2 separate regions of the Homo sapiens genome follow, and region 2 is linked to region 1. Evidence: chromatin contacts called from ENCODE Hi-C or POLR2A ChIA-PET data. All regions are on one chromosome and are shown on one strand. Each heading gives the region's core, a stretch centred on a gene start or an enhancer-like site at or near the end of the contact. The rest is flanking DNA. Distances are from core to core; before and after follow the strand shown.

Region 1 (2,713 bases), core at 65-2,564:
AGAATGAACAGCATTTATAAAACAGAAAATTCCCAGGAAAAGAACTATCAATGGCATTTGAGCAGAAGAGAATATGCCTAATAAGAGAAATGTAAGTTATAACTGTGAGATCCCATTTTTAGTGGCCAGATTTCAAAGAGAAAAGCGTTTGACACTATGCTCTCATTAGTGAGGGCACAGAAACTAGGAATTCTCATTTAATGTCCTCTGATGTGTATACTGTTATAATCTCTATAAAGAGCAATTTGGCAGCATCTACCAGAATAAAGGATGAATATAGCAACTGATCAGCAATTCCACTCCTAGAAATTTATCTTACTGATATATTCCCACACACGCACAAAAGTTACTACAGCATTAAATAACAAAAGACCAAAAACAATGTATCTATTAAGAGAGGAGTAGCTGAGGTGGCTCATGCCTGTAATCCCAGCACTTTGGGAGGCCAAGGTGGGTGGATCACGAGGTCAGGAGATTGAGACCATCCTGGTCAACATGGTGAAACCGCATCTCTACCAAAATACAAAAAATTAGCTGGGCATGGTGGTGCATGCCTGTAGTCCCAGCTACTTGGGAGGCTAAGGCAGGGGAATCTCTTGGACCGGGGAGGTGGAGATTGCAGTGGGCCAAGACCGCACTCCAGCCTGGTGACAGAGCGAGACTCTATCTCAAAAAAAAAAAAAAAAAAAAAAAAAAAGAGGAGTAACTAACTCAATTATGGTAGATCCACATGATGGAATTCTATAAGCCTTGAAAAGATAAGAAGCCTCTCTGTAATGACATGAAATGGCCTCAAAGATACATTGCTAAGTGAAGACACAAGGTTTGAAAAAGTGTTGGCATAGTACGCTCTTGTTTGTGTGATTTTTTAAAAAAGATGATACCGGTGCGTGCACGTGTGCGTTAGCTATTTCTGGAACGATATACTGGAATGAAACACTGGTAACTGGGGCTGCCTCTAGGGAGGAACTCAGTGGCTTCAAGACAATGGTGGGAGTGAGACTTTCCATAGAATATTCTTTGATACTTTTTTCTCCTTAAAACATGTTCCTGTGTTACCTAGTCAAGTACGTAAATTATTTAAAGTGGGAAGGGAATTTAGGGTAGCAAATGGGCCAGGAAACGAAGCGAGAAAACATTTTGATCAGAAACTGGTGGTCTCCTTCTTGTTGGGTCACGGCCCCTCTCCACCCACCAGCCTCCCCCCTGTTCTAACTTTGTATGTCCCTGGAGAGTAACCCGCCCAGTCAGTTCCAGAGAATTTATTTCTGATCTGGATGGTGGTTAAGGGAGAGGTTTCGTGTGTTGTTTGCAAGCTCTAGTGAGGAAATGAAATCTTGAGGTGGAGGAAGGGGAAGTGGGAGGAACTGAGTGACTTGGACAAGAAACTCTCAAGCCATTGCCCACTTCCCCGTGCCTAGAATGTGCCCATTTGAGAACCCAGCCTCTCCTAAACATCTGGATCTCCTAAAACATGATTGTTTAAGCATGCATGACCATGGATGCGTAGATTGTACTTTGCTTCTCTGGTCATTCGATTTTGGATCATTCAAATCCACTCCCCCTCAACATACACACTTTTTTTTTTTCTGTTTCTATTTTTTTTTCAAGTTTACTACTTTTTTTTCTTTCCATTCTGCCCTTTTCTCTAGCCTGTCTCATATCCCTGGCCTTCCCCAGAATCCTGTACAAAACTAAAGTGAAAAAAGACAACTAGTAGAGGAAGCTTGTGTTAGAAGCCCTAACCTTCCCCTTGCTGCTCTCTCTCCTCCGCCCTCAGCACCCACATCTGTGGGGTTTGGAAGGCCAGGAGGCCTGTGGCATGAAGGAGAGATAGTGCATTTTTTCTGAATGCTTCAGGCTGATGGGATTTTCCCGATGCCCAGAGTGATGCTCAAGACCCAGCCCCTTAATTCATCTTCATCAGAGCCCTGAGCTTTGAGTTCTCATGGCTTGGGAATGTTGGCCCCTCAGCTCTGGTGAAGAACGCACTCGAGCCAAGTGAACGCCATGTTCATAAAAGCAGCTACTGTATATGATTACTTGAATAAATGAAAATCATTCCACTGGGTCACATTTCCTGGGCCTGCCAGGCTCAAGCCCCAGCATGAAAATATCTTCAATTTGATGTAGGTCTATTCAGACTTATGTGCATTTGGCACTCACTATGGAGAAGGGCATTTCTCAGAGGAGCAAGCATATCCATGGGGTAGAGGTGCCTCCAAAGTGTGAGGTGGACAAGACAGCCACCCTCTCGCCTTTAGAGCTAAGTCACTTGGACCAACGAGGATCTAATCCTGCTTTTAAACATCTTCACCCTGTGACCGCTGGGGCCATTTGTCCCTGTTCCTCCTGGCAGTGTGTGTTGGATGGAGAAGGATGGGGTGGAAGGATGTGGGCAAGAAGGAAAAATAAACCAATTCTTTGTCCTAAGACTTTCTTCTGTAGCCCCTGACTGCTTCTTTTCCTGTCTTTAGCTGAAATATCATCAGCTCTGAAGATGCCTGCATTTTCCAACCCTTTTTCCTAGCACACAATTGAACTGTTGATTTAGGAATGTTGGAAAGTGTTTTCATCAGGTGTTTCATTCTTCTCACTCCAGTGCAGCTCTTTGTAGCAGGCGGGGATTTGTATGCAGAGCCTCAGGCCCTGCATAAGGGCATGCACCTCCCGCTGCTCTCCAGCCCCATCTCCCAGCACTTCCTCATGGTGG
Region 2 (2,700 bases), core at 76-2,575, 120 kb after region 1:
TGAAACATCATCACTCACTATTTCTAACAGGCATCCTTGCCTTGATTCTTAACCTACTCGGGCCTACTTCCATTGTTATTGCCACAGAGGGTTTTATAAAATAAAGTCAGCATGAACACCCCTCTGCAGTCTGCACATACACACCTTACCCTGGTCGAGTTCATAGCCTACTTGGTGTCTGACTCCCCCTTTCCTGCTGCTTCAACCTTGTCTCTGCCCACGTGCAACTTTGATCCCTGCCCCACTAAACTGGGTGCTGGCACAATGGTACCAAGCTTTTCTATGGCTCTGGCCTTCAGAATAGGACTTGCCTCCTTTACGTAGACAACTACTGCCTGTCCTTGAAGACTCAGATTCAACTCAGCTCTTTCAGAAAGCTTCATTTGAATGTCTTTTCTGCCTGGACCAGACTGTGCACCTCCAGGTCAACCTACTGCCACTCAATTACAAATTTCCCTTTTCATGCTTTCTACAATCTGGTGCAGAGTAAGCACTCAAAAAGTGTTCAGCTGATATATGGATTTTACCCAGAACTTTTGCTATGTACTTACTTTTTTTCTTTTTCTTTTTCTTTTTTTCTTTTTTTTTTTTTTTTTTGAGATGCAGTCTCGTTCTGTCGCCAGGCTGGAGTGCAGTGGCGCGATCTCGGCTCACTGCAACCTCCGCCTCCCGGGTTCCAGCGATTCTCCTGCCTCAGCCTCCCAAGTAGCTGGGACTACAGGCACGCACCACCACGCCCCGCTTATTTTTGTATTTTTAGTAGAGACGGGGTTTCACCATGTTGGCCAGGATGGTCTTGATCTCTTGGCCTCGTGATCCACCCGCCTTGGCCTCTCAAAGTGCTGGGATTACAGAAAAAAATGTCTAAATAGAGACAGGGGCGGGGGGGTCTCACTACTTTGAGCAGTTTGGTCTCGAACTCCAGACCTCAAGTGGTCTGCCTAGGCCTCCCAAAGTGCTGGGATTGCAGGTGTAAAACCACCGCGCCCGGCCAGAACTTCTGTGATGTAATTCTGATAACCACATGCTTCGCTTGAAGAAGGGGAGAGAGTAGGGATAATTTCATGTGTCCGGTCTGGGCAACCAACTTTAAGTTCTTTATGCTGGGATTTTGTTCAATTCTTGCCCTATACTTTAAAGAACTGGGGCAAGAGAATGCGAGTAGGAGGACGAGGAGTATGTTCTTCAGGCTGCTACTCTGCAAGGTGGTTTGGGACCACAGCCTGAGAAAGCCCTTCCAGCTCTGGAGTCATAAAAAGGGCGGGAGCCGTTTCTATAGCGACGGGAGGAGGGCGTGGCCGTCCCTTGCCCTCTGCCGGGCTCTCACAGCCTCCCGCAGCGGCGGGCGGTCAGCGCCGGCCTCATGCAGCTCCTCCCGCCGCCTATCCGCACCGGAACAAAGTAAGGGCCGCGGAGGCTCGTACTTCACGAGCAGTCAGGCGCGAGTACGAGGCAGGCGACGAAGCTTCTGGTCGACGGGGTCGTGGGGGGAGAATGAAAAGCGTGCAGAATGCAAGAGCTGACCGGGGAATGTGGGTCAGAGAGAGGCGGGCTGTGGTGCGCGGACAAGAAAATACAGTTGTAGTTTTTGCAGCAGCTGCATCCCCGGAATCCGACGTCAGTATACTTCCATGTTAAGATGCTGTCGCATCGGCGACTCCAGCTGAGTGCAGGACAGGGAGCGAGGGGTTCTGAGGAACTCAGCAGACCTATCCTGGAACTGTGCTTCCAGCCCTCACTGGGACGCCAGACTTTCTTCCTCCCTTTCTTTCTCTTCTTTACTGCATGTCCTCTTGGTAGTCGTAAGTGGGTCCACGACCACACGCCTCGCGTGGATGAGGCTCTGGCAGGCATTACTCATGTTCCCACCCAGCCCATATGCCCGGGCACCTCTGTGCTCAACCAGGGCCCAGCCCCTGACACAAAAGCGCGCGAAGGTGTGTGTAGATCACACACCCAGAGCTGCCACTCAGGAAATTCCCAATATTAGCAAATCTTTCCTTAAAAAAGAGATGAACAATGCACAATTTGAGGGTTTTTAAAGGCTATTCTGTGACATTTGCTGCATTTGAAATGTCCAGCAGCCCCTCAAAGCTTAGGAAAACCGTGACCCCTCTGACATGTCTTAAGCAACGGACAGCATCACCAATATTAATTCAAGCTTCACTGTCCAGGCTTAAGTGGAGACTCGGCAAAAGCAGGAGGCCATTTAGTGGAAAAGTTCAAACCGTGGAAACAACAAATGAAAATGTCCTTTGTCTTGCTTGAGCGATTTGATCACCTACATGTGGTCGGTATGTAAAACCTAGGAGTTCGAAGAAATTCTTCAAACATGCACTCTACCTTATTGTTTCTGTTACTTAAATCTGTTGTTTCTCTTGTTTGTTTTGGTCCTTATGGAGAAAGCAGAGGTAAATCGGAAGGGACTCTCTAGCAATATGCCAGCCACTCTTCCCTGACTTTGCCCTCTCCAACTCCACATATTGTTGCCTGCAACTTGGCTAGAATGCATAGTCCTCAAGCGTGTGGAGGACCCAGTGCTGGGATTTAGTGGTTTTAGCTGACTCTAAGCCCATCGTGAGTGTGTTGTGATGGCTCCCCAAAGAGCAAATGCTGGTGGAGGCTGCATTCATAGAAATGCAATGACCACATCAAAGAATATGGTCGTGCTGCCTGACTTAGCAATGAGTAGAACATAAT

What was found. A loop is a pair of places that touch in the nucleus more often than their neighbours do. ChIA-PET counts read pairs that join two places held with the same protein, here RNA polymerase II (POLR2A). Pooled maps may share reads with other maps.
Region 2: POLR2A ChIA-PET joins it to region 1 with 11 read pairs in activated CD4-positive, alpha-beta T cell. The contact joins the promoter of DYRK4 here to the enhancer-like site in region 1. A Hi-C loop is called at or near these places in 2 of 50 pooled maps. POLR2A ChIA-PET finds 5 or more read pairs at or near these places in 2 of 52 experiments (activated CD4-positive, alpha-beta T cell and activated CD8-positive, alpha-beta memory T cell).

What each region holds. Positions count from the first base shown.
Region 1 is chr12:4,438,082-4,440,794 of GRCh38, forward strand. The region is part of intron 2 of FGF6 (fibroblast growth factor 6); the gene reads right to left. Among named protein-coding and RNA genes, the nearest start is that of FGF6, 6.4 kb to the right of the region's middle. RefSeq lists an enhancer at 2,165-2,713. Within about 2 kb of position 1,315, at least 2 of the 41 ENCODE cell types and tissues checked have a DNase peak (open chromatin) inside an H3K27ac peak, as active enhancers do.
Region 2 is chr12:4,560,883-4,563,582 of GRCh38, forward strand. It overlaps DYRK4 (dual specificity tyrosine phosphorylation regulated kinase 4), which reads left to right and starts at 1,326. Exons shown (of 15, transcript NM_001394779.1): 1 at 1,326-1,401. The coding sequence starts at 1,364. RefSeq lists a silencer at 1,161-1,455.